Linked DNA regions of Mus musculus: all the other regions are linked to region 6. Evidence: chromatin loops called from intact Hi-C (ENCODE). Cell type or tissue: left cerebral cortex. All regions are shown on one strand.

Evidence for each region. A loop is a pair of places that touch in the nucleus more often than their neighbours do. Peaks named below come from ENCODE experiments on the same cell type or tissue, not always from the same donor. Only the 100,000 strongest peaks of a DNase experiment are listed, where the experiment ranks them.
Region 1: it touches region 6 in a loop (2.2-fold over the local background); 3 of 42 quality-filtered maps call a loop at or near these places.
Region 2: it touches region 6 in a loop (2.8-fold over the local background); 6 of 42 quality-filtered maps call a loop at or near these places.
Region 3: it touches region 6 in a loop (2.6-fold over the local background); 2 of 42 quality-filtered maps call a loop at or near these places.
Region 4: it touches region 6 in a loop (3-fold over the local background); 16 of 42 quality-filtered maps call a loop at or near these places.
Region 5: it touches region 6 in a loop (2.4-fold over the local background); 5 of 42 quality-filtered maps call a loop at or near these places.
Region 7: it touches region 6 in a loop (5-fold over the local background); 15 of 42 quality-filtered maps call a loop at or near these places.

What each region holds. Positions count from the first base shown.
Region 1 is chr12:12,576,848-12,580,847 of GRCm38, forward strand. No RefSeq gene overlaps it. Among named protein-coding and RNA genes, the nearest start is that of Gm34637, 91 kb to the right of the region's middle. In left cerebral cortex, no CTCF peak of the experiment used is centred here; a DNase peak (open chromatin) is centred at 1,574.
Region 2 is chr12:12,603,683-12,607,682 of GRCm38, forward strand. No RefSeq gene overlaps it. Among named protein-coding and RNA genes, the nearest start is that of Gm34637, 64 kb to the right of the region's middle. In left cerebral cortex, no CTCF peak of the experiment used is centred here; a DNase peak (open chromatin) is centred at 1,973.
Region 3 is chr12:12,706,944-12,710,943 of GRCm38, forward strand. No RefSeq gene overlaps it. Among named protein-coding and RNA genes, the nearest start is that of Gm34696, 4.1 kb to the left of the region's middle. RefSeq lists an enhancer at 469-4,000. In left cerebral cortex, no CTCF peak of the experiment used is centred here; a DNase peak (open chromatin) is centred at 2,444.
Region 4 is chr12:12,615,496-12,619,495 of GRCm38, forward strand. No RefSeq gene overlaps it. Among named protein-coding and RNA genes, the nearest start is that of Gm34637, 52 kb to the right of the region's middle. In left cerebral cortex, a CTCF peak has its summit at 2,235 (motif pointing right); no DNase peak of the experiment used is centred here.
Region 5 is chr12:12,779,774-12,783,773 of GRCm38, forward strand. No RefSeq gene overlaps it. Among named protein-coding and RNA genes, the nearest start is that of Gm35104, 16 kb to the left of the region's middle. In left cerebral cortex, a CTCF peak has its summit at 1,935 (motif pointing right); no DNase peak of the experiment used is centred here.
Region 6 is chr12:12,418,539-12,422,538 of GRCm38, forward strand. It overlaps Gm34489 (a long non-coding RNA gene), which reads left to right and starts at 2,503. Exons shown (of 3, transcript XR_381260.2): 1 at 2,503-3,029. In left cerebral cortex, a CTCF peak has its summit at 2,454; DNase peaks (open chromatin) are centred at 1,277, 2,012, 2,488 and 2,921; H3K4me3 peaks cover 411 bases; H3K27ac peaks cover 318 bases.
Region 7 is chr12:12,621,314-12,625,313 of GRCm38, forward strand. No RefSeq gene overlaps it. Among named protein-coding and RNA genes, the nearest start is that of Gm34637, 47 kb to the right of the region's middle. In left cerebral cortex, a CTCF peak has its summit at 1,849 (motif pointing right); a DNase peak (open chromatin) is centred at 1,822.

The sequences.
Region 1 (4,000 bases), 160 kb after region 6:
TTCATTCCTTATGGATGGCTACATCCAATTCCCTAAACAGGACTCCTTAAATAGACTCCTTGTAGCACTTGAGATGAGAGGCAGAGACACTTGGGGGATGGATCTCCCCATACCACTTATGCATGGCATTTTGAAGTTGTGATGGTTTTTCTAGTATCTCACCATCTCTGCTAGGAGTTTTGTGACAGTCTCTATCTCTGTCTAGTAAAACAGTTGGCCCTAGAGTAGATCCCATTTCAGGGGATCAGGGATCTACTGTTCCCAAGGAAAAACAAGCAGTTTGGTTCAGTTTGTTTGTTTTCTTTGGAAATGCAACGCCCCTCTGCCCCTGTCCCCAACCCCAGGCTATTTTTCAGCATTGAATTGGCCTTTGGGCTTAATTCAATTCATTTAGAAGCAATTGCCTGGGCTATCTAGATTCATCTGCTTATATCCCCAGGGGTTTCTCTAGTCAGAGCGATCTGCTTAGCACCTCAGTGTTAGGAGTTAACTCCTGACAGTGCTAACTGTCAGTCTCTGTTCTCCACTACTCTGGGGGTCCAGCCATACAAAGTGCAGGCTCAAAATGTCCTCCTGGGTGCTTCCAAACCACCTCTTAGTGCCTAAAGTCCTAAGCAGGACAAAATTAGTTTCTAGTGTATATGCATTCTATGCAAAGAGTCTTTTTTTTTAAATGGGATCTTATGGCTAATGCTTAAAGAAAATAGATAGGGGCTAAATAAACAGAATTGTAATGTTTCCCATTGAGGACTCTGGAAGCTGATACTGAGAAATGGGATTGGAAAGCTAGGTCTTTTATTAGAGACCAGTGCTTTAGAAGGAGAAAGACAACAGGGGCAGAAAGAGAAGATGAACTGTGATGTAAGCTCACTGCTCAGCATTGGCTCATTGGCGACAGTGTTGTCGCTCAGATCATCCATGCTGGGCTCCCTCCCATGTTTCTCTTGTTTAGCACTGGCACCTAGTATAGCTTCCTGAAAAGGTGTAACCCTGGCACGAAGCAGGTCTCTGCAGCTGTAGGGCAGCTCTTCATGTAGCTAGAGGTGTCCTTTGGCCTCATTCCCAATCACTGTGTCAGCAAGATTGGATGATCCAGGTGGCATGTCCCCATGTCCTGCCTCTTCTAGAGATGACCTCTATGCTCGTCATTGGCCCTACTAACTATCCTTGATTCTGCTTATGCCTCTCCTGTAACTCTTCCCTTTCCATCAGACCAGATGTTGAAGATCTGATTGAGGAGGATAGCCTGACTAATTGGATCCATCCCAAACTGTGACCAATGGCATGCCTACATCTGCTAAGCGTGGTAACCTAGAGTCCTGCACAGGACTCTGAACCTCTGACCAGTCCCAGGACAAGGAACTCAGAACATATCCTCCCAACACAATGCTGGGTGTACCTCCTACCTCTGCTCAAGTCTCTGCAGCCAGCAGCCAATATGGCAGCAATAGTATAAAGAAGCGAATTTCTCTGCTTTAGCTCGATGTGACACTTGCAAAACACAGTTGGAAATGAGCACTATCTCCAAGTAGGCATTGTGTGATGTGAAACGGGTGGCATTTGCTTTCCTTAGATTTTCTGCCGAAGTGTTTATTTTTACAAAGAGAGTCCGTCAAACTGCGAATTAGCATGCACACAGCTCTTCCTGTCCCCTCCTCCCATCTGGCTTTCCGTGCAGAAATTACACTTCTTCTCAGCTTGCCCAAACTGTTAGCACACAATGCAGCTCCCATTTGGTTGGTGTCAATTTAATACTGCATTAATTAGACAATTAGAGAGGGGTCAGAGAAGATTCTAGCAGAAGTACCTTGAGTGGGGGTCAGGCTGATTAGAAATGACTCTTTCTCATTTTAGTATAGTTTGTTTGGTTTTGCCTTAACACAGAAATTTTAGTCGATTAAAGTCTTAGAAGCTACAAGTGAATTGGCTTGGTGAGATTAAGGTATTTCCATGCAATTAGAACTGTAATGAAAACATCGACCTGTGGCACGGTCACTACATACCACCTTAAAGAGAAGTAACTCCTGGTATTGTTTGTAACTTTCAAATGAATGAAGAAAATGAAATCAGCAGGCACTGCTTCCACATGACAACAGTGAATTTTCATCAGGATTCTAGATAGCCTGTGTGATGACCAGCTGGCCACAGTGTGTGTTGTGGCTGCGAGATTGGAGGCCAGATCTTTTTTTCTTTGCCTTGACATCCTCACTTGGGACAGGTGAGGATGCAGACTTCCCTGGATCATCCAAAAGATCTGACAGAGTTGGATTACACTGACATGAAATATCCAGATGAAGCCTAAAGAGGTGAAGATGATGGGGGAAGCTTTAAAAAATAGACTCTGGAAAAAAAAAAAAAGAGGGGGTCTTGCCTTTCTGTTGTTATTCACATACTTGGCAACCTGGGGGCTATCATATTTAATAATGATAATTAAACTATTCCATGTGTGCTGGTGCCCGAGTAATATCATGAAGCGTTCACTCTGGAACAGATCTTCAGGCTAATCTATTCTAATTGCCTCATTTTAGAAATGCTCAGAGGACTTAGGGGACGGAGAAGCACAAGCACATGTGGAGGGTACGGGCAGCAGCTTCTCTGGCTCCCTGGCCAGCGTTTCCTCCAACCGGAATGTTACAGCTACTCCTCACACAGGAGCTTTACTGTGTGGGATTCTGCCTGCAGACACCATGGGATGGCCAGAGGTGACTGTCCAGCAGATAAAAGGGTTTACTGGGCAGGCCTGGCGCTTGCTTACTGCTGCCCAGGCCACCATTGCCTGCTTGAACTCTTCCCTTAGGCTGTCAGATCTCAGAGACAAATGTTGCCAAATTCAACTCAGTTCTCAAACTCTGTGTCCTCTACCACATAGCCAAGTTGGGAGCTTTGCTGGTGAAGGCTGATCTTCCCTTTCCATCAATTCTAGTTCACCACCGTGCTTGTGCCTGGAAAATTATTGGTCAGGCACACCCTCTATCCCCATGGAGAAGTCCAGTCATGAACGCAAGGAAGAAACAGTGTCTAAAATGTAAAGAACTACACAAGGTCAGAATGTGTCAGGTAGGAATGATCTACCACCATAATCAAATGAGCAAAGGCCCAGGATGGGCACCGCAGCCCCCTTTGACCATTTTTTAATCCTCATACGAAAAATAACAGATATTATGGTTTGGCTAGGCACGACACTGCATGCCTATAAACCCAGAACTTGAGAGGTTTCTGCAAGTTCAAGGCCAGCCTGAACTATGTGAGCTCCTGTCTTGAAAATAAATAAATAAATAAATAAATAAATAAATAAGTCAAGCAAAGCCAGAACACAGCTGGTACTAGCTCCTGCCAATCACCATTTTACAGAAGGTAGTGATATAAAACCACTGGGTGTGAGGTCTCCCATTCTAGCCTCAAGCAGGGATCAATGAGTATGGTTTGAGTAAAGGAGTAAGTGAAAGAGTTTGCTCAAAATAATCATCAATTCATTTGCATTTGTAAATCAAAGGAAGGAACCTTAGGGCCAGAAATGAGCTAAACAAAGTTGAGTTGCTTCAGATTTTGGCTTCGCAGAGTCCAACTGCAGAAAATCAAATCAAGAAGGGGCTTTTCTCTGGCTGTTTAATAGCTAATTGGTGCTACTCCACACAATGGCCCCTGTAGAGACCTCAAGGAGCCTTATGAGGTAGACTGGTCTCTAGTCTCTGCATCAACCCTGAGAAAGTTAGACACTATCTCTCACGTGAGTCCAAAGGACTCGTGAGCCCAGTGTTCTGGATTGGCGGGGGGGGGGGGGGGAGGGGGTAGGGGGGCGCTTGCCCCTGGGTTTGCATTCCATCCCTGGCAGAAACACTGGGGAACTTGATGCTGGAGAGCCCAGGAAAGTTCTGCTATTCTAATGCCTCAAGGTGTCAGACGCTTAGAAAGGAGATTTCTGCTTTCCTCTCCCACCCACCGTCTCATCACGCCCTGGGGTTTGCCCGGAAGGATGGGGGCACTTCCCCTTTCTAGCCCT
Region 2 (4,000 bases), 190 kb after region 6:
AGACACTGCCATTTACAATGCAGTGAGACAATTATAGGTATGTCTGTAGAGAGTCATCCAGCCAACACTGTGTACTGGGGACCAATTACTCAAACACGTGAACTTATTGATATTTGGTTGGTTGGTTCTCAAGACACAGTTCATCTGTGTAGTCCTAACTTTCCTGGAATTCATTCTATAGATCAGGCTGCCCTCAAATTCACAGAGATCCACCTGCTTCTGCCTCTGGTATGCTAAGATTAAAGGTGTGCATCATCACTGCCCAGCAAGGACATTTCATACTCAGACCATAATATCCCACCACTGACCCCCATAGATACAAAGCCATTTCATAATGATTCAGCCAGTTGTTCACTGGAGACATGAAGCATCAGCTACCATGCCTCGTAGCAGAGAAACAAATAATGGATGAAAAACCTTTGCACATAAGAGTACTCGTTCTATAGAGACAGGCATACGAACAAAGAAAGTCCATGGTCCTGAGTTTTCTCACTGTTAGTGACCAGTTATTTGAAAGAACAACTTAAGGGAGACAGATTCCTTTTGTTCCACAGTTCAGAGAGATCACCAGATTCACCCTGGTTCATGGCAGGCTGAGCCCAAGCCAGCTGCTCACATTGCAGCAGAAGGCAGATTGCTCAGACCAGAACTAGGAGCAGATGTAGCCTTCAAGGCTCATTCCCTCTAACAACCCACTCCTGTTAGCTAGGCCACTGTCTCCAAAGGTTCCATAACCTTCCACCTCCACCATCACCCACTGTACTATGACACAAAACACATTCAGTACAATTTCAAGAATCTCTCTGCCACCTGAGTTCTAACACTGTTCAAAACGCCAATCTCTTCCAGAAAACTCTTAGCCATGAATGAGGGGGTTGGAGACACGGGGGATGGGGAGGTAGAGAGGAGAGAGTGGAGGGAATTGCATGCTTGCAATCTGTGCAATAAACATCCCCATTCCAAAAAGAAAGAAGGGAAGAAGAGTTAGGAAAGATGAGACCCAACCAGAATAAAGCCAGCAAGGTAAGGATGAAACCCTGTGGCTCCACGTTCAGCATCTGAATTTGTGGCAGTAGCACCTGGGCTCCAAGCAGCTTGAGTGTCCTTTTATAACATTGCCACATGTAGGGGCGGGGAAAACAAACAAACAAACAAACAAAAAACAAAAAACCAACATCACCACATGTAGAAGGCATGGGCTCTCTCTTGTGCGGGCTCTGTTTCATGCTTATAGCTTTCATTGGCAAAGGTCTCATGTTCTCATCATCTCTGTTATACTTGAAGTCACTGCCACAACAAAGATTTCATCTTCATGACTTCATAATGCATGAGCCTCCCAGAATCCACCTTTGCTACACATTGCCTGGCCTCATCAGCTCTTGGATTCTATGTAACGGTAAAAGGAACATCACAGGAATGGTGCCAAGTTCTGCTTCCAGTTTGGAATGTACCCTGCCTCACTTAGGCTATAGCCATGCGAAGGCTGGAGAACAGAGTAGACATGAGGGCTATTGAAGCAAGAGAGACAGGGCTCTTTGTTTCCTTGGGCATTCCATTTTGAATGAGTGGAAAGGGTTCACAAATGGCCTCATGATTTTACATCCTGAAGTCCAGTGAATAGTCTCATCCTCAAAGCTTCAATTCTGTTGTCTTTGTACAAATCATGCAGTCCATTTTTTATTTTGTTTATCTTTTTAAAACAACTCCTTTGTCCTCAGTTGCCTTGTCTGCAAACTTTAAATGTTCTTGCAACCCTTTCCTTGACAAACTTCAATTTTTTTTTATAACTTTCTGTTCTACTTTTTGCTCACTATAAATCTGGCTAAAAGCAGTGATAACTCTGCCACAGCCCAAATGCTATGCTGTCTTAAAATTTCTTCTGCCAAGTAAATTAGTCCATTACTTGTGAATGCAGTCTCACTCAGAGTTTTAAGACATGAGTAGAATGCCGCCAAATTCATTTTCGGAATACAACATGAAATGGCCTCTAGCCCAGTTCTTGGCACATCTCTTTAGCTGACACCTCAAGAACCAAGCCCATACTCTCTTCATCTCTGTTGGCATCATGATCATGCACATTCCCATGAGAAGTGCACATTAATGTCTGCTGACAGCATCGTTGGGCTTCTATTGCCTATAGCTCTAAACTCTTCCACATTCCTCCTACAAAACAAGTCCTGAAGGCCCACAAACCCCACTCTCTGGTTCATCAGCAACAGTGTCAATTTTGATATTAAACAGTCGTTATTTTGCTAGTTGATAGTGGCCAAATTCCTGACAGAAATGAGATCAGGAATTTAGAGTTTAGTTTAGCTCATGACTCAGAGGGGACACTTTAGCATGGTACGTAAGGCATGGTAGCTGGGTAGGTTTGATCTAAGGCAACAAGAGTATAAAACATCTGGTCACATTTGGGCAGAAGATAGGAAACATAGTATATCACCTTCAAAGCTTGCCCTACTGCAATCTACTTCTGTTATCTGGGTCTCCTGGCCCCAAAAGTTCCACAACCTCCCCGAAGTTACTGTAAACCAAGTGTTCACACACATAAAAAATAGTCTTTCACCGAGCAGCTGAAAAAGTCAGATGCAGTTACTTGCACTCAACCAATGGACAGAAGCTGGGGACCCCTGTGGTTAAATTGGGGCAAAGATGGAGGAAGCTGAGGAGGAGGGTAACCCTATAGGAAGACCAGCAGTCTCAACTAACATGGACCCTGAGATCTCTCAGACACTGAGTCACCAACCAGGCAGCATACACAAGCTTATATGAGGTCCCTGACACATATCCAGCAGAGGACTGCCTGGTCTGACCCCAGTGAGAGAAGATGCACCTACCCCTCAAGAGATTTGAGGTCCCAGGTAGTAGAGAAGTCTGGTGAGGTGGGGTTTGGGGGTTGGGCAGGGGGTATGGGATGAGGAACAGTTAGAAGGCAGACCAGGAGGGGACTAACAACTGGAATTGTTTAAAAAAAAAAAAAAAAAGAACCAGGCAGTGGTGGCACATGCCTTTAATCCCAAATCCCAGCACTTGGGAGGCAGAGACAGGCAGATTGCTGAGTTCGAGGCCAGCCTGGTTTACAAAGTGAGTTCAAGGACATGCAGGGCTATACAGAGAAACCCTGTCCAAAAAAAAAAAAAAAGATAAGAGATTTGTCTACAAAAAATAGTGTTTCACATTCAAACCAAAAGAAGGGAATTATGAATGAAGAGGGAGGGAATATTCCCCCCCTTAGTCATGAATCTTTGGGTAGAGTGATGATCCATCGGCTTCAGAACTGTGAGGGGCCTGGCTAGGGGAAGGAGGGAAACCGAGAATTGGATGTCAGATGCTAGAGAGCCCGTCTGCATACAAAGTTCTTAGCCTTGTATTGCAAGCTGTGTAAAGCTGTCCTGTGAGATGCTCTAGAGCTGTATAACTTGGTGAAGAGGCTGGATAGAGATGCCCCCTACAGGGCTGATTGCCCATATGAGACCTCAACATAGTGAGTGGTCCTTGAGTCATAGTGTTAAGTCGAGTGATCCTGGAACACGCAAAGCCTGTGGCAGAAGACTCGGAATTTCTGTGCAGAATTCACTGAGTCAAATTTCTGTTATATGAGCTCTCCTTCAAGGTCAGTGTACCACAAAATAGTTATTCTGCCTCTGTAGTCTTCCTCCTGGCTTAATTGTGAAAATGAACATTAGACAAATCCCAAGAAAGTTTTCTACAAAATACTAGATTGGAATTCCCCAAACTGACAAGGTGAGTAATAGCAAGGACCCTCGGAGGCAGGACAACGAAGTGAGACATGGCATCCAGGATGAGATGATCATGTATAACAAAGAAAATCAGAAAAAAAACATGTGCTTCAGCTGGTTAACAATGAGCCAATGCTCATTTCTCAATCATAGCATATATACTGTGATGTGAGAGGCTATGAGAGTAGGCCCTGGGTTGTCATAGTGGCCTCTCTAGGAATCTAAATCTGTTCTTAAATCGTAAAGTATGTTAGAGGTGC
Region 3 (4,000 bases), 290 kb after region 6:
AAGGGGGGCAAGAAACAACAATAAATGTGTTTTTCAAAGCTTTCCAAGCTCAAGAAAGAGAGGAAGTCATACCTAAAAAATAAAGAAATAAATGTATTTCCCTTTTCTGTATGTTTTGTCTGTGTGCATGTTTATGTACTGTGTTCATGCAATGCCTGCAGAGGCCCAAAGAGGTCACTGTAAGTCCTAGAACTGGAGTTACAAGTCATCAAGTTGGGTACTAGGAACTGAATCCAGGTCCTCTGCAAGAGTAACTGATGCTTGTACTCAGGGGCCATCTCTCCAGCCTAAGAAACATGTGTTCCTGGTCTTGTTTCCAAACTGCTTCCTCTTGACTTCCAAAGCCCATCCTTCCACCACTGAGCCACCCTGACATGGGTATCTTCCATTCTTCACACTTAATGGAATCTCAACTAAATTAGACTTCCGTGTCCTTAGGAGACATTTAGGACTTTTAGCCTTCTACCCCCAGCAAGACCTCACCTCTCATTCCTTCCAGCCTCCAACATATCAGGACAAAGGAGTCCTAGAGAACCCATGGAGAACTCAGACATGTCCCCAGGATAAAGAGGACCAGAAAAGAGTTCCATAAGATATGGCAGTAGATGGGCTCTGAGCATCAGTGTACTGATGCTCATACTAATATGCACATTCAACGGCCAGCCCAACACCAGGAGATGCAGTGTAGCCTGAGAACCTGCATTCTCACATGATGGGAAGTGGCCTAACTCATACCTGTTTCATGGCATGGTTATTATGAGTCCCTAATCATTCTCCCTCACAGTATCCTGGCTTGGATGTAATTACCTGATCAGTCTAATTGCAGGGACAATTGTCTGATTTGGTAAAGACAATTTTCTGGATAGCCAGTTTGCTCCAGAGACCAGAAGCTCTCTTCCTCGAAAATGATGGGATTACAGGTGGGCTGTCATGCCCGCTCAGCATTTATCTGAGTACTAGAGATCCAACTTCACATTTGTGTTTCAAAAGCTTTGTACAGTAAGCCATCTATCCAGCCTCAAGACAGGATTTTGCATCAATAAGAGCTGTTAGTTTGTTCAAGAAGCAAGACCACATTCATCTGTAGGGCCCAGCACTGAGCAAGACGTAAGGCCTAAACATGGAGAATATTCACATGTAGCAGCTGAATAAATGGCTCTCAACTCTCATACCTTCCGAGCTAGACTGGGTCAGGACAGAGGAGGCCCAGCGAGCCCATGGAGAATTCAGATATTCTCCCAGGACAGGCTCCAAGGGAAGGGAAGGGAAGGGAAGGGAAGGGAAGGGAAGGGAAGGGAAGGGAAGGGAAGGGAAGGGAAGGGAAGGGAAGGGAAGGGAAGGGAAGGGAAGGAAACATGGGCCTGTGATCCCAGTACTTCCTGGTAGAGGATCCCAGCACTTCCTGGTAGAGGATCCCAGCACTTCCTGGTAGAGGATCCCAGCACTTCCTGGTAGAGGATCCCAGCACTTCCTGGTAGAGGATCCCAGCACTTCCTGGTAGAGGATCCCAGCACTTCCTGGTAGAGGATCGGAAGAGGAAAAGCAGCCTCAGCTCCATGGTGAGTTTTAAGTCAGTGTCAGCATGGAAGAAAGAGAGGAAGAAGGAGAGTCAGGGAGAGAAAGACAGATTTAAAAAAAGAAAAGAAAAGAAATCAGACTTACTGGTATATGCCTGTGAATTCAGAGCCCAGAAGGCTGAAACAGGACCACCATTGGCTTGAGGCCAGCCTGGGCAACATAGCAACTTCCAGGTCACCTTTGACTACATAATGAGACCTCATAGCAAAGCAATACAGAAACAAAAAAACCACACAGAGAACAAAGAACAAGATTAAAGAGCAAACTACAGAGCAGTAGACAGCTCGAGTCAGCCAGCGAGATGAACAAATTAACCTGTAGCCTGTGTAAAGTTATAAAGAAATGGTCTCCGACTCGTTCTTCAGTTTCTCAATCAGCAAAGTATGTGGAAGAATGCATGGGTCAAAACAGAGTCGAGGCAACTTTGGAAAATGAATACACACAGAAGGCTGGCTATTGTTTCCATGGTTATGGCGGTGCTGATCCAGGGCTTTGTCCTGCAAACGAGGGGAAATCTCTGGGAGAGGTGGCTGAAGACCTGCTTCTTCGCAGTAAAGGCTGTAGAAGGTTAATCAGATGGTGAGCCCAGTCACCAAGATTAAGAGAAAGAAAATCCCTCCAACCGCCTTTGAATTCCAGTTATGTGTACGTTTTCTTTGAACTGGCGATTCGACTCTCTCTCTCTCTTGGAGAGAGAACAAAGCGGGTGGTGTGGAACTCAAATCTCATTTACAACTTAATTTTGAAACTGAGGAGATTTGCAATGTTGGAAAGGCAGGGAGCAGGAAATCAACTTCAGAGTAATTGCTCCGTCGTCTTTTAAACATAAGGCGGTGCACTGCTATTTTTGCTGATGTATTCAAATGAGAGGATGCCACAGCTGCGGGGTGTCTAAGGGATCAGGGATGGCACCGCCTGCAGACTGGGAGGAAATCGTGGGCCAAAGTGAGTCTGTCTCCCAACTCCAGCAAGCTAGAGGCCAGAGAAGAGTGAGATTTCCCCAGCTCCTGTCACACGCTGCAGAATGCCAGGGAGCACAGAGTAGAATAATGACTCAGAGCATGTTCTTGCTTCACAACTCCACATTGTGTTTACAGAGGCACAAAGGCACCCTTCAGGACAATGTCAGGGGCGGGGTGGGGTGGGGGCAATTTCCCAGGAACATCTACATTGCCCAAAAAGGGCCCACTACAAAAACTCCTGAGTCTAGGAAGCCACATATGAAGTATATGCCCATTGAACAGACAAATAAGTTGAGGCCAAAAGGCATCACCTATATTCTAGAATTCCATGAGGCCCCATTTTTATGGCTGAGGGCTCTCACTGAAGATGTCTAATGCAGCAGCCTAGAAAAGACCGTTCTGATTCTCGAAATGTCCCCTAAACTTGACTTCTCTAGTTGTGCTCCACATCCAAGGGGGGGGGGGGCTAACCTCCAGCCCAGCTCTAATGCCAACCAAAGAGCTCTAGTTTTCCATTTTGTCAGGTCAACCTAAAAGTTAATTGTAGAAGTTTGAATAAACGACTACTAAAACATTGAGTATTCTGGCACTGTTGTTACAGCAGGCCCCGCCCTGCAGGTATCTGAAGCTAGCTTTCCATGGATGTTTCTGCAAGTGCTAACGGGTCACTGGAGTAACAGTAATAGTTGTTGGAATAGCTGTTTCCAGCTGTTGTTGTGTCCACTGGTGCAGCACTGGTCTCCAGGAGACCCAGATGCAGGCCAACCAGGCCCATGGGGCTTCCTGACAGTTTGTCTACATTGGGCCCATTGGAATAAGTTGTCCCCTCTGCTGCTGTCTCTCTATTAGCAGTCTCAGCCAGGGCCATTCCGATTAACCCTTCAGAGCCACTCCACTCTGGGCATGCCTGTGCTCTCTTCTTTTCGCTGATTTAATTAACATAATATAATGGAAATAAAATAATTGAAGGGGCTGCCACTTCAGAAAAGATCATCATGGGGCTGCTTGGGAGGCATTGTTGCAGGGTTTCCAGGCAACACTGAAGAGGCCCCGAGAGGGGCTAGTGGTGGTCCCCGAAGCAGCCAGACGGCTGGGCCTCACCATAGTCCCTACACAACCGGTCCAGGTCTGGCTATGTAGACCTAGAAGCACATGGACTTTTCTTATGGCTGTCTTCAAGTCTTGAAATGTGAATCCCTCACTTTAAAGTACTCTAAACGTGAGTGCAGAGCAACCAGACACACAGATCTCCTCCAATCAGACACCTCACATAGAAAACTAACAACAGTTACTTGCAAGTGTGAAATCATACTTTGTGCTCTAGAAAAGATATTTCTACCCAAGAGAGTAGGATTTGAATGTACTTTCTGAACTTGATTTTCAATGAATAGCATGCATGTGTACGTGCGTGATTTCTTAGGCTGCTGTCCACCTTGGTTTGGTGTTTGTCATTTTCAGAT
Region 4 (4,000 bases), 200 kb after region 6:
GCTATTTGAAAACAACATCTTAATGAAATAACAATGGAAAGAGTGCTTTTCCAAACTAAATACCATCAAAGAGCTGTCGAGAAATCCCTTTGCAAGTTACGACACTGAGCCTACAAGAAACATCTATCTAACAGGTATGAAAAGGGCCCAAGTACAAAATTACTGTTTATCATTATTTCTTGTTCCACTTTGAGACCCGTTGCCAGGGAAACACCTGTTAGAGAAGCCTGCCCTGTACCCTCTCTGCTTCTCACAGAGTTTATGAACAAATAGTCACCCAGAAATACATCATTAAATACACAAGTGGGTGGGCCACCGAGAGCTCCAGCTCAAATGTTCCATGATAATGTGATACTTCTCCTAATAATATTAATTTTTCAGTCCTATTTGTACTCCCTCAGTAGCTCTCCAGTACCTCTGACTCATTCTAAAGCCAAGGTTTCCCGTATATTTCAAGGACCCAAGAGAGAGAAATCAAGGACTTGCCCCTCACCATCCTGCTGGTGTGATATCAGAAGGGTACTCTGTCCCTCTCAGCATTAGCAGCTATTCTTTAGTTCCACAATAGATCCATGATGAGTGTTCAGTTGTTGGTTTCTGACATCGCAAGTCACTGTGGCTTGGGATCTGCTTCCGTCGCTGTCTCTGGGATTTTGAGAATGGAAGGGCAGGTGTTTTGTGATGCTTTGGTTTTCATTTCAGCAGTCAGCGAACGTTCCTCATAATACCTTCATCCCCATGCAAACCACTTTTTTCTTTACCTCCAGCATCCAGAGTCTTCTGTGCTGTATATTATAGACAACAGAAATGTATTGACTGTTTCTACAGATAAGGTAGAATTCTTGCACCCTGCGATTTGGGATAAAACCCATATGATTTTCTGTCTCCAGAGCAGAAAGCAGCATGCCCAGGTTTTTTGATCATTCAGAGTAAGTGTGAGTACTTATGGCAGGGCCTGGCCCAAGGACCAAACCTAGAAATATGTATGGCCTCACTCTCCAGAGGCAATACACTGGAGCACAAAGCCTACTCAGGCAACCAAAGCAGACAGAGAGGACTTTCCAGGGTCCTCTCTAAGAACCATTCTCTTCTTACATAAAATAGAACAGCTAACTTCCCAAAGAGCCCTTTGTCTTTTCATCTAGAATTCTTTTCATGGCCAATATGATCTTTCAGGAGCATATACTGATCTTTTCAACCTTATTTAAAGCGTGCTGAGCTGATGGTTGGTTACTTATTATCTTTATCGTTATCATTGTTATTCATTATCTTCTCTGTAGGCAATGTCTAGATTTTGTCCATGTCAGGAACTGTCATCCCCAACCTTATAGCTACATTCTGAGAACTGTACATCATATGTGGCCTTGTTTAGGATATAGTCCTAGTCCCTGCTCTCAGTCACCTGCCTGCATTTTAATCAGTCCTCCAAACTAAACTCAATATATTTTCTGACTCTCCCAGCGTGACCTCTAGCAGTTTCTACACTCGTCAGAGTAGAAGCTCTTACCGTTTCTCTGTGAGTTCTGTTCCATCTCCCTATCCTGTAGATACCACCGCCCCCCACCCCCACCATGGCTGCAGGCACAGTGTGCTAGCCTAGTGCCTAGTATGGTACAAGGCCCTCAGTTTGGTCCTAGTAAGCCCACTCCCCCAAAACTATGTTCTTCCCGATGTACATTATAAAACTCTGGGGTTGTTACTGTCTTCAAGATGGCAAACAGGCATTGTAACATGTATGGGTTGGTCGAAGTCTGGCAAATGACTGAGCTCTCCAGCATGGCGACACAAGTTCTTGCCATTCTCACAAGCGTGATTCAAAATGAGTCCTGTGCTAGGTTTCTCTTGCTGTTGTACCAAACCTTTAAAAACCTAGTGGCTTCAGATAATACACATTTATGAGCGTAAAGTCCAAGAGTTCAGAAATAGTCCCATTAAGCTGAATTAAAGTGTTTAGGGATGCTGTGCATCTTCTGTAGGCTCTAGCCTTGCTATTGTTTTTCCAGCTTCTACACTGTATCCTTCTGATTGCTACTCTATCATCCCATCTTTTCTGGCTTTGCCTCACACTGTGGTATCCCTTTCCTCCTGCTCCTCCTCCTGCTGATCCTCCTGCCCCTCTTCCTGCTCCTCCTTCTTCTGCTCCTCCTCTTCCTCATTCTCTTCCTGCTCCAAGATTTATTTTACGTGACTGAACGTTTTGCTTCCATGTATGTATATGTATGTCATCTGAATGCAGTGCTGGAGGATGCCAGAAGATGGCGTTAGAATCCCTGTAGCTGGAGATATAGACAGCTATGAGTCACTCTGTGGGTGTTAGGAACCAAACTCAGCAAGTGCTCTGAACTGTAGTTATACAGTCTGTGCTGGCTAGTTTTTATGTCAACATGACACAGGCTAAAGTCACTTTGGAAAATTGCATCTCAAATGCCCCCACCAGAGTGATCTATGACCTAGTATGTGGTGAGACATCTTGACTGGTGATTGATATGAATTGACCTATCCTACAGGGAATGGTGACACTGTAGATAGGTGGTCCTGGATGCTATAAGAAAGCAGGCTAAGTAAGCCACTAGGAGCAAGCCAGCAAGCAACATTCTTTTGGCCTTGGTGTCAGCTCCTGCCTCAAGGTTCTTGTCTTGATCTCCCTCTCTGACAGAAGGTTTTATGAAATTGTGAGCTGAATTAAACCCAATCCTGCCCAAGTTGCTTTGGTCATTGTGTTATATCACAACAGTAGAAAACTCTAACAAAGACACCGTTTCTACAGTCACATCCTGTTTCACTTATAAGGGCCCTTTGGATTACATTGAGCGTGTTCAAATAAACCAAGATAATCTCTCATCTCAAGGTCCTTAACTCAGTCACCTCTACAACATCCTTTTCATCATAAAAGGCAAAATGTTTACAGAATCCTGGCACTATGTAAAGACATTTTGGACACAGCCTATAACATATTCCACTAAGTTATAACAAAGGTATATGTCATGGACTTGATTTTTTTTTCTGGTTATAATTTAAATGATGTATATATCATGCCCTTGGCTTTTTTTCTTGTAATACTTTAAACTGTTCATAACAAAACAAAGTCTTTGGTGGCTGGAGAGATGGATGGCTCAGTGGTTAAGAACATCTATTACTCTTGTAGAACACCTGCATTCAGCTTCTAGCCCCGGTGTCAGACAGCTTACCTGCAACTCTGTTCCAGGGGATTCAGTGTCATCTTCTACACACACACACACACACACACACACGCACACACACACACACACACATGCACACACACACACACATACACACACACAAGTAAATTGTAAAAAACAAAAACAAACAAACAAGACTTTGAACTGAGTGTTCTCTTGCCTATTGGTCTCTCAGTTACGAACTCCTACGGGCATGCATGCTCTGGGACCATTTATTGAACCCTGTAGGGGCGTTTGAGGAGGCCTTCTGAGTTTTCACAGATGAGTGGCCTGAGTAATCCATATTTCCAAGCACAAAGCACACATAGCTGTGTTTTAATATCTGCTGTTGTGTTCAGCACTCTCTCCCCACCCATCCTAATCAGATCAGAATCTCAGCGCAAGTTGCTAACTAGGAACTGGTTCCCAGCCCTTCAGCTTCCACTCCTGAACCAAGAGAGAGATGCACCTGGCAATCCAAAAAAGAGCAGCCTCCGCTGAGGAAACACAATGACTTCTGAAATGCCAGCCACCTGGAGCCATCTCCGGCTTGAAAAGGCTCCCTCCGCAGTCTCTAGGGCATACTGGAGCATCTCTCTCCTGGGCCCCTTCTTCAATTCCCTCCACTTTCAGGAACCCCTCGTGGCCAGGCTGTGTGACCTCTGTCTACAGGAAAGCTCGCCTTTCGGGAGCTGCAGGATGAGAATGTGTTTCTGCTTTATGAACCTTGGAATGGCCTGCTTCTGCCTGAGGGCACCTTGATGTATGGTTACAGGAGCGGGAGTGCTAGAAACTGTGTTTCTTTTGAGGATGTAAGATGC
Region 5 (4,000 bases), 360 kb after region 6:
CACTGTACAACAGGCTGCCTTTCTCCTGTTATAAGTCTTTTGAAGATTTCCCTTCAGTTCTGAGTCAAGTCCAACCTGCCAACCCTTGCACAGAAGCCTGTGACCTGTGACCTGGCCACACCTGAAGATGCAGCCTCACTTCTCTCTGCCCAGATGTCTTGCTCCTCATCCCTGAGCTGCTTCAGGACACAGACCCTGGTACCTGTCACCATCTCAGCAGAGAAGGTCCTCTCATGACATAACTCATCATCTTCTGCTCATCCCACTGGCCTAGAAGAATTACTCTTAACCTTAAAAAAACTAGTGCATGTCACATACATATCATTGAGTTCAGACAGGTTCAGAACAAAATGAAAAGCTATTTCCTCTCTGCCCAATCGAACCTCAAAACTGTCAGCAGAACAAAGGCGATCAAGATCACCCCACCTACTACCACATCTTACAGATTTATGAGTGAACAAGCAAACACCGTGACTCAGGAGGGGCTGTCTCAAAGTCCATCTTGTTGGTGACAGTGAAATTAGAACCAGGGTCCCCAGGCTTTCAGTTTAGAGACTTTTCATTACCTCCAATGTCAGATTTTCCAAAGGAGCCTCAATTTAAATCACAGCAGAATTAAAACAAAGAAAGCAGCAACTGAGCCACAAAAGAAAGCTAAAATAAATCAGTAAATAACCCCAAAGAGAAGTATAATAAGCAAAACAAAAATAGAGAAACTCACGACCTTGGGGCTTCATTCCGAATTCCCATGAGCTGCAAATGAAAAGTCCTTAAATAAAGACCTACTTTCCACTGAGTTGAGCTTTAAAATAAAAGAAAATCTGTCACTGTCTTCCTTTGTTTTCCATCTATTTATTTATTCATTCATTCACCAAGCGTGTTCTAAACACTTGCACTGTGCCAGATTTCAGTAGACACTGAGGACGTTGACACAGTCACTGCCTGGGGAAACTGAGCTTGACCCGTACCTGCAGAGCTGAGACACAACACAAAATATAGGAGGGTCTAGCTATGTGCTCTGAGGATGGGGACGGGGACAGGAGGGGACACAAAAGTAACTGAGATGTGTCTACAGATGTGTCTACTATCTATTGTCTCTCATCAGATATAAGCAGGAGAGAGAAGATTGGGAAAGGTGAGGGAGGCAACTGGAAACATTTGCACCCTAGATGAGCACTGCTTTCCTCCCACCCAGTTCTGTGACTACGGAGTCAAGCTATCCACAAGGGAGATGCTGTACAGTGGAAAGGCAAAGGTGGAGGAGCCATGATAAGGCCAACTTTCCCCCTGGTCACTCACCCACTTCCAGGCTCAAGGCGTTTCAACCCAAGCTCCCACTGAGGAAACAAGGCCATCTACTCCGAATGACAGAGTAGATGCCACTCACAGGCATCTCCTATCCAGACCGTGTCAGCACTGGGGAGGCAGCTGTCCCTGACACAACAACTCTGTTGCACATGCTAGGCATATGAAGAAAACTCGGGATGGTGGGGAGGATTTACATCACCCAGTAGAAGCTGTCCGTGGATTCAAACACTTCTAAGGAGGATTAAAAGAATGACAAAGGCATATGACCGAAAATGTCTTAAGACATTTATAAACAGGGCTCAAATTTTCATTTTTCTGGTTTTTTTTTTTCCTTTTTCAACAAGAGTTTCAACTTCAGAGCCAGACACTCCAGTGCAATTTTTGTGAATTTTGTTGTTTTAAATCTACTCAATGTTTGTTGCCTGTTTGACCTTGGAAGGTATCCTGTGATTAGCCGGGCGTGGTGATGCTCACCTCTATTCCCTGAACTCAAGAGGCTGAGGGAGAATTTCAGGTCTAACCAATATGAAATTTGTTGGAGATTTTACTAGATATTTTTTAATTAATCAGTTAATGTAATGTGTACAAGTGTTTTTGTCTGCATGTATCTGTGTACCATGTGCGCACCTGATACCCTCAAAGGCCAGAAGAGGGCATCAGATCTCCTAGGATTAAAGTTGCAGATGGGTGTGCGCCAGCATGTAGGTACTGGAAATTGAACCCTGGTTCTCTGAAAGAGGGGCCAATGCTCTTAAATACTGAGCTATCTTTCCAGCCCCTGAAACATGCTTTAGTAGAGACATTAAGCGCAAGGATTAGGAGGAAGAGAGACACTCAGAAAGAACATAAGTCATGACCAAGTGTGACTGCAGGCTTCTCAAGGGAAAACTGCAGTGAATTATTTTAGCATTATTCATATACATTTTGGAAGCATCTTCTCCTTTCTCTCTCTTTTGATTGGTGAGACAGACAGACTATTCAGTGGGTCTGGAGAGGCCTTGAACAGGACAAAGTAAAACCAGGAGCCACTAGGTTGCACAAGCAGTTTTAATATGTACCTGTATCCAGGGTTTCTGGTGAGATTCCTAGGAAACTCCAGACTTAACAGCTGGGTCAGGAGAAAGCCCTTAAGCGATTGTTAATTGCACTGAAACTCTACCTTCTCTATGGAAAGAGGCTTAAATTAGTCTCCAAGATGAAGGGTTCCTTTTCCTTCTCATGGTCCTCCAAGTGTCTTTGTGTTTCTATCCTGTCTTAGAGAAAGACACCCCCACCCCATCCCACCCCAGAGTAGGGATGCTATGACTTACTTTAGAGAAGAGATGGAGAATTCTGCAAGCAAGGCGAGTGGGGATCAGAAAGTCTTCCTGCTTCTCTAATTTCCTCACATGCTAAGGTGACGTATGTGTTTTGGGGTAGCATGTTCTGAACCCCACCACTATTGTCTGAAATGAAGAATATGGAGGAAAACTTCCAGAGTTTGAATTATCTCTTAATTCTCTTATGACCTTTGCAAGTTTCTTTGTTGTGTCCCTGTTCCCTCTAGAGTAAAATGTAGGTAGTGCCCTCCAAGAATTAGTAGGAATGCTGAGGTGACGTGTCGACACAGAGCCTGGTGCACAGTAGGCTCTTCTGTGTTAGCTGCAGGCACTGTTGATGGCTCCTGACACCCATTGCCTCATCCAAGCCAGGTGCTGCGGTGCCAGCTAGGATCTAGAGATGAGCTGAAGGTGCCCCAGGGTCTCTCCGTGGTCCAGTAGACAAGATGGTGCTGATACAGATAATCACATGCTGTGACAGGCTCCTAGGAACAAGGAAACCCAGTCCCACCAACAATATCTCAGAGCAGGTGACTTCTGAGGAAACTTTGAGAGTAAACCGGTCCAAGCAGGTATAAAGGTGAAAGGGCAATCAGTCTCCAGTGCGGAGCAGAGGAGAGACAGGGAGAAGAGTGGGACACTTTGGAGCTGCCAATGGCTCCAAGGCTGCAGAGGGGAATAAGGCCTGAGCCTGAATCAGCTCAGGAAATCTGGACTTGAGCTTTATCCTGAGAGTGCAGACTGACACTTCGGTGATTTCAAACTCACCGCCAGATCTGAGAACTTGGATTCATTCCCAAGAGCAGAGTGTTCTCGAGGGTCCTTGAGTCCCTCTGAAGCCATTTGATTCTCCCCAGATTGTAAATTCCCTGGGAGATAAATTTTAAATTTGCTGTTGTGGCTCCCCTGGGACATCACAAAGAGGGGTCGGGTGGCAAGAGAGAGCATCAAGGTAAGCGCACCAGAGAAGCCACAAGCCCTTCCTCACTTGGGCTACGTGCAATGCTCAGGGGGAAAAGAGCTCACAAAATACAAATGATATTTCAAACGTTGGTGTCATGTGCCTTTAATCCCAGCAGAGGCAGGGAGATCTCTGTGAGTTCAAATGCAGCCTGGTCTAGAGTGAATTATAAGGTAGCCAGGGTGACACAGAAAAAAAAAATCTCGAAACACACACACACACACACTTATGTGGGAGAAGTAGGTGCTGTATCAACCACACACATAAAGGATCCTAAGCCTCTTGGTCCAGCACTTTTGTGTGCCTTACCCTGTCTCATTAACCCACTCTCATTCTCGGGAGAGCCTTTCTCTTTCCCAGTAAACTATCTCTATTTGTGTTGTTGCATGTTCCTGTATAACTCTTTGACCTG
Region 6 (4,000 bases):
AAATCCTTTGCATGACCCCTTCAGTACTGAGCCATTAGTTGCAACCAAGGCTGCACCTTCACCAATGTCCTTCCATGGCCTCTCACAGTGCCAAGCCTCGGCTGCTCTTCGTGACCCCAAAAGGAACTGCTCTTTGTGCCTTCAAAAGGAGCATAGATTTTTAACAACAGAAATTAGACGAGTTTTTATACATTGCCAATCTGGAGGCATAGTTCCTCTGAGGGATGCATGTAATGAGACGTATGTACTCTGCCTGTACAGGTATTTGGGAATAATTTGGCCTTGGGTCTAGCTCCCAAATATCAAATATCCCAGCAAGTATCCCATGGCTCTGGCATCTTTAACATCTTGGGGTCCCCACATCAACTTTCAACTTCACAGCTTCTTGTTTCAATGTCTGAGATCCACACAGACTGAATGTCTAAGGGGATCATTACTTCAACAAGATTTCTGGAAAGCCATCACATAGGCTCTCCTGGAATGGCAGTAGGATATATAGGGCACAGACTAAACACAGCCCAGGGTCTCAAGAGCATACAATGTATGAGACACAGGACCTGAATCTGGTAAAGGACAGATTGATATAGGCTGAATCACAGAGGATACTAGGGATAAGAAATAAGCCCTCTTTGTTTGCTGAAATGGAGGGGCACATTCAGAGATTAGGACAATCATCGAAGTCTATACAAATGACTGGCCCAGCATGTTCCAAAGTGGCCTGGCTACAAGGTACAGCAGGGTTAAGACACAGCTGTGTTAGTTAGAGGAGGGGAAGTCAACTTGTGCAACCCTAGTTCTTGGCAGCCACAGGGATATTGTCAGTATACTATAGAAAAGAGGCTTCAGGGAAGCCCAAGATGCAGAGAACCAGTGGGGCACTGTCTATTGGGAGAGGGGAGGGACAGAGAGTGGCTCTGGGCAGGGGAGGGGCTGGGGGAGAGACCACCACAAAAGCCACATGGCCACAGGGTTTCTGTAGCTCTTTGTGCTAAGACCACCTGAGCATGTTTCACTATCCTCTAGTGTGCATATCACCTCTCTCAAAAGAACTAGTTTAATTTATTTATTATTACTGTGGGTGTGTGCTCATGTGCATGGGTGTGCATGATGTGGGAGCAAGAGTGGGTATCATACTGGCCCCTTCACATACCTGTGGAGGTTGTCAGACAACTTTGTGGCTTCAGTTCTCTCTTTCCACCTTTATGTGGGTTCTGGGAATTGACAGAAGTAGTGGGGCTTGCCGAGCCATCTCTGTTCTCCCATGAGTATCTCGTCAGGGCTGAGTCATCTGTCTCCAGCATCCTGGACTCCCAGGGAGTTCCCACTGTATTTTTTTCTGATGGCAGAGGGCTCTCAAGGAAGCACCCTTCCCTGCATCCTGGTTTGCAACTGATGTCACGTGGGAAAAAAATCTGTTTTATTAAACTTGTGTAAACTGTCTGTACATGAACCTACTCAGCTATTTTTCAAATTTGTGGTCTTGGTAAATGTCATAGAAGGCAATGTTAACACAATTCCAGGCATACCCATTTATAGTTGGTAAGACCAAAGTGGTTGCTCTCCCACCCCCCAGCACACACATACACAGAGAGAGAAAGACACACACACACACACACACACACACACACACACACACACACACACACACATACACACACACACACCACATTTCCAGACCATTCCAGAATCTCCCTAAGTAGTTTCCCACCCAGACTCAGAGGGGCTCAGCCCGAGCAAATGATGACGTCACTCTTGGCTACCCTGGGACTCAACTCTGAGAAAATATCTATGGCTCTTTCTGCCTCGATTTTCTCAGCTGTAAAATGGAGATAATAACCCTGGCCATGAGCCTCAAAGCCAGAGTCTAAAGGGAGCTGCCTTTGCCTGGAGGGTGATGGAGCCCTGCCTTTGTGGGCAGGATAATTTGGCAAGTTTATGGAGCAGGCTCTTTTCTCAGACATCCTTTCTTCTTGATCTTGACCAGTGACTCATCTCTTCTGATTCACATGCTCAGGCAGGGTTTTACTGCACTGTTCTTTCTCTTGGTTGGCTTGCCCTTCCCTGCAAGCAGGACCAAGGAAGGCCTTGTGGACAGTTCCTAACGTTAAGTGACACAGTTAGGTCTCTTGGGGTCACTTGATCTGGCCAAGGTCACACAGGAAGTAGAGGCCAAATGCACAGATTGAACACTTGGTTCTGCCCTTTGTCCTGTCATAATTTGTATTAAAATCTTTAAGCCAACCCTCCAAAGCCTCAGTTTCTCTCCTTGTTTGTTAGCGACCATTAAAAGATGGAATTTGATTGGAGATAGAACGCCATCTCAATAGAGAGAGAGAGCCAAGAGGGTGGGCTTGTTGCCACTTCCTCTCTAACCACAAAACCTAAAGGGGGGTCTGGGGAAGGCTGAGGTGTCAGCTTGCCCGCTGCTTTCTGGGCTTCACCCAGTTACCCCTAGATGGTGCTAGTGCACTGAGCAGCGCCCCGGCACGCCCTGCGTAGCTGCTCCGGCTTCTGAGCTGCTGCAGACGCCAAGGCGGCGGCAGGGCAGGGACAAAGGAAGCCGCAGGGCGCGGTGACCCCACGGCTCACGGGGACCCATGTAACGCAGAGCTGTGGATCACAGCAGAGGGGACCCCTGAGCCATCGGAAGGGGAGGAGATGGAGCTGAGCTCTTTAGCAAGTGGGTCCAATAGGCTACAGCAAGGACCGTCTCCTTCCTACTGGGCCCAGATCGGCTTTCACTCTGGTGATTTGCGGATCCATAGACGTGGGCTATAGAAATTATAAGATCAGTGGCTATTGTGAGAGTCTGTGGGCAGCAGCAAAGTTCATTCACTGCCATCAGTCTTCCCGTCTGTGAAATGGGAATGGAGCCTCCCACTCGCCCCCTCCACTCTTCCACTGAGTGAGCGCTTTGCACCCCCCTTTGAAGGCAAGCTGCTGCCCACCCACGAGTGCTGAGCTCAGAGATCTCCTTGAGGAACTAAATTCAGGCTTTCTCTGGAGGAAGCTCAGGGCAGACACCAAAGGTAAGCAGACATGTGCTTCAAAGCAGATGGATAAAGGAAACTCCACTGGGAAGCTGTTTTTCATGGTACCTTGGTAAAGGCGCGGCCACCTCACATGTGGTAATGACTTCCAAATGAGCAATGAACACCAGTAGCTAAGCATGGGAGGCTTTTCCTACAGTCCGTTCTTCACTTCAAGCTTGTCCATGGGCATCTTCAGCTCCTCGCCCTCACGTGAGGCAAAGTCATAGATGATGGTTATAAGAACAGTTCGGAGTTTGATAGATTCGAACTTTGTTCTATCCCCTCGCAACAGGTTGGCCTTTGGTGGGCTATCTATCCTCTAGTTTCTATTCTCCCATCTGTAAAGGTGGAGATTAAAGTTTGCATTTACATTCCAGAGTCTGGCTAAATGCTGGAGCCAGCGAGCTATTAGGAGTTCAGCAAAAGGATCCTTGTCAGCCTGTTGGATCATCTTGTTACAGAGTCTTAGAGTTGCCTCCTTAGCTTTGGGGTAGAGCCTGGCAGGCACCAAGGGGCACTAGACTACGTAGTCCCTGATGTCACCTCTACCTCTCTCACAGTCTTTCCTTTCTGGTAACTTCCAGTCCATAAGAGTGTGTGTAATATGTGACTAAGGGTCCAGACTACTTAAAATCGTCCAGACTGTATTCCATTTGCTAGATGTGTGATCAGGATGAGTTGCCTGCGTTGCGGTGACTTTATCTGTAAACTTTGGTCAGAGCACCACTATGTGGTGTCACAGGTAAAACCAAGCATGTTAACATGAAAGAAGTTATTTTTTTCTGTCACAAAATCCTCCAGTGTACTTTTAGAGGAGCACAGGACTCTCTTCTAACCATTCCAAAAGACCAAGGCTGAGAGTCATTCTAGCAACTCCAAGAGTTGGTTGTTGAAGACCCCTGAGATAAACTATAGAGGGGCAAGAGATGAGAGTCTCCAAACCCTATTCAATTGGCCACTCAAGTCAC
Region 7 (4,000 bases), 200 kb after region 6:
TTGCTAGGGAGGTAACCAGGAAGTACTTCCTTTGGGGTTATAGGAAAGTGTATGTATTCGCCTGGAAGCAGGGCAACATAAATAATTCCCCAAATCACGTTGTCAAGCAAGAATTTCAGGGGAGACATCAACCAGCGCCATCCACTCCATCCGAATTGCTCTCGAAGCTGAAGAGCTCAAACCCGAGCTCTCATAATTCTTCTTTAATTGTTAAGGAACTAATTAAACCCACGGCATCTCTGTTAACTGAGTTTTATGATGTTAATTTCTCCACTGGACAAGCTAAGTCTAGCACCAGGTGCCTGAACTGCCGGCTTCTGGCTCTAGACAAAAGGTGTTAATATCTTCAATGAACATGGCAAGGTACCCACAGGATTCCAAGCGATTTACCAACAGCTCCCGCCAACTGCCACAGGGCTGGGTGCCGGCAGCAGAGTAGCACCCTTCTGGACTTCCTCCCTGTGGGCCTTTTCATTTAGCACCTAGGCACACGGGTGTTTCTGCGCAGGACCACCAGACTGAACGGAAGCAAGCAAGTGCATCGTTTGGAACTATTTACATTTTCCTCCAAAACTGTTCTCAACTCCTGTAGTTTAGCTAGGACGGGAACCTCAGTGACGGTCATTGGTGACTCTAAGCATGGAACCATGCACAACCCAAATAGGTCTTCCTGCCCCTGCCCCTGAAGAACCCTGCAAGCAGGTAGAACCCAGAAGCTCAGGCAGAGCAATAGACCCGTGCACCTCCCTGCCCCTGTTCTAACCTAACGTCTAATGCTAAGAGGCAGAGTCGGGATGAAAACTCAGCAGGCAACTAACTCCTAGAACCATGAACTGGAGAGTTTAGAAATCTGTATCTACTCTCCCCTTGTAGAGCAAGGTGCTCCAGACAGCAGAGGGAAGATGCTTACAAGCACAGAAAGCAGGGCGTGCATGGTAATTCTGAGACCAGAGCTCCTTCTTACCTGTCATGTCTAGACTTTATTCAGCTAATGTCCCCAGACAGATAGATGCTGGGTGTACTTCCGGGTTCTTAAAGCCACACATAGCCTATCTCGTTGGAGGCAATTGAGTTTCTCCAACAAAAAGACAAGTCTGAACTTCATCCCACAGGTAATTAGCAGACAGCCCCTGGGACAAAAGCCTGTGGCAACTGAGTCCTCAGTCCATCTAGGTATGACAGCATAAGAGTAGCCCCTTGTATGTGCTTAAGACAGACACCAAATGAACAAAGGCCAGGTGCCCAGAGACAACTCCAAACACACCCCTTCTATGTCTTTTTTCTTGACTGTTTTTTTTTTTCCAACTGAGAACATAAAATAAAAAATATGTCACTGAATCTGAGAATATCTGGGGACCTCCTTGGTTACTTTTCTGATGATGATTTCTATCCCTCAAACAAAAACAAAAAGGGAAGTATGTGGGGGCAGGGGACCCTAGCTGTTTCTGCCTCTGCTTTCCAAAGGAACACATCCCTTACATATTTTAGCTGCCTCGGGACTCAAGTGTGCTTACAGTGGCCCCAGCTCTTAGCTTTTGGAAAGGCATCAGAACCTCTGGATGAAAGAAAGCCATGGCTCCCCACTGGAGCTGCCTAGCAAGTTTGAAGAGCGGTGCCCACAGCCGACAGACAGGGACTACTGATTAGGTTTCCAGCCTGGCATTCAGGGAAGGGAGGATCCAGAGCCAGACGCTAGGCCAAAGGGTGTGTGTGTGTGTGTGTGTGTGTGTGTGTGTGTGTGTGTGTGTGTGTATGAGGAGGGTTGGGAGTGCTGGTGAGGGGACAAGTTGTGACTCCATAGTAAGCTCATCTCCAGAAGGTGGCGCTGTGCTTTAAGACAGGCTAGCCAGAGGGATGAAGCTGCTGCAAGACAGGCTAGGATTTCAGAAAAGAATGTTTAAGAATGCAATGCAGAGCTGGAGAGGCCCTACAGTAGCATTCTAGACTAAGCCTATATCACTAACTGGGAAACACAAGCCCCGAGAAAGAAGAATGCTTTCTACATTTGCACAGACCACGGTGTAGAACTCATTCTTTCAACTCCTCATGTCCTACACCAGCTCTGGGTAAAATTGAAATAAGAGAGTGAGAATGAGAGTGGCCTTGTCACAGAGAAGGTCGGCCTCAAACACTGAGGATCCAAAGAGAAGGAACAAGCTTCCCACGTGGGGAACCTGCCTGAAGAAGGGACCGTTGTCAGTGGTCTTGGAAGCATGATAGTCATGCCTCAGAATTCATGACAGAAAAATAAAATAAAAGCCCTGGGTTCCCCTCCTGGTGACCACTGTGCTACTGGCTATTCACAGCTCATCTCTGAGCCTTGATGACTGCATCAGAATGGGAGGGAAATATCTCCCTCCTAGAATCCTATCTGAGACTATCTAGACTGGCATGTCCAGTACAGTGTAGGAAGGCAGTGAGACATCAGACAGGACCAACTCTTTTTTCCTCCCTGGCTTCACTGTGAGGCGCATTTTCCCAGGGAGTCTCACACATGTGGACTGGGAGTGAGCAGAGCACAGTGGATACAAGTCCCTGCTCTCAGGACAAGAAGCTTCAGTGACAAGGCCATGGGAAGGCAGAGTGAAAGGCTACAGGTTGGGCTCTTGGAGATGCTTCATTCAGTAAAGGGTTTGCAGCAAGGACCGGAGTTTACTCAGTACCCAAGTAAAAAGGACGACTGACTTGGGAGGCATACCTGATCCGAACCCGGGGGAAATGGATCTCCGGGGCTCACCAGTCAGCCCGGCCTGGATGGCCAGTGTTGGGTACTGAGAGGCCATGTCTTAAAAACAAGGTGGATAGTTAGTACCTGAGAAACCACAGCCAAGTGTTCTCTGACTTCTATGCACACACACACATACATACACAGTCACATACACACACATAAACACACAATACACACACACATAGTACACACACACACAAACACACAGTACACAAACATGTGCACACATGCCCATGCGTGACAGGTGCCAGGCAAAGGACTAAACTTAGAGGACAGGCTTTATCCTACAGAGTTAGAAAAACAGAATGACAAGATTGTCACTCCCTCCACCAAGCCCTTCGCTACAGCAGCAAACACCCGCAGACACCTGCACACTCAAGTGCACACACATACATACACTGAGACCTGAAGCAAGTGACGTGACTGCCAAAACACCAGGTCAGACAGCCCGGCTTTCCCAGAGGCTGGTATGCCACAGGGAGCCTTCAGTGGCTGCCTCCCCACTCAGCCAGTTCACGTGCTCTTTTCAACCACTGACTTTCATTCAGGGTCCACAGGAGCAGGAAAGCTTTATCACCATCCTCTCCACACACAAAAGACCAAGCCTTGAAAGGGTCTCCCTGGGACCACACAGCTCGGCAGCCCATTGGTAGAACAATTGTTGAGAACAGTCTCACTCATCCCTGCCTGCCTTTTCTTCCTCGTTCTCTTTTTTTTCGTTTGTTTGTTTGTTTTTGTTTTTTGTTTTTGAAAGGATGCTGAGCCTCAGGTGAGAGGGTATGAGAGGAAAGTAACAGAGACCCTGGGGCAACAGCTCCCATCTCCATGTCCCTCTGTCTGCTCCATTAGTCTGGCTAACTCCTTGTCCACCTACAAGTGTTCATGATATGTCCTAGGGCATGCTTTATGTAGGCAGGACTTTCTAGGCTATCTTTTGGGGCTAGCAAGAGATCACCTTAAGGGTGAGAGGAAACTGGCTTTTCCCTAACCACACTCAGCGCCCTGTAGGCTGCTGAGCCCCAGTGCTATGATCCTTCATTAGGTTCCCCACTGTTACTGCTGATTAATAATTGCTCTCAGGAAGTACCATCCTGGCTCCTTGAGTGCAGAGACATAAGCTCCCTGAGGACAGGACTTTACCCACAGCCAGCTAGCTGGGGGTTTGCAAGTGTTGGAGGGTATGTGACTGGGTCCAGACCCTCTTGCTACCTACCATTTGTATGGGTACTACAGTCATCTCCATCCCCCCAGGACACCAGTTTCCTCCAGCTT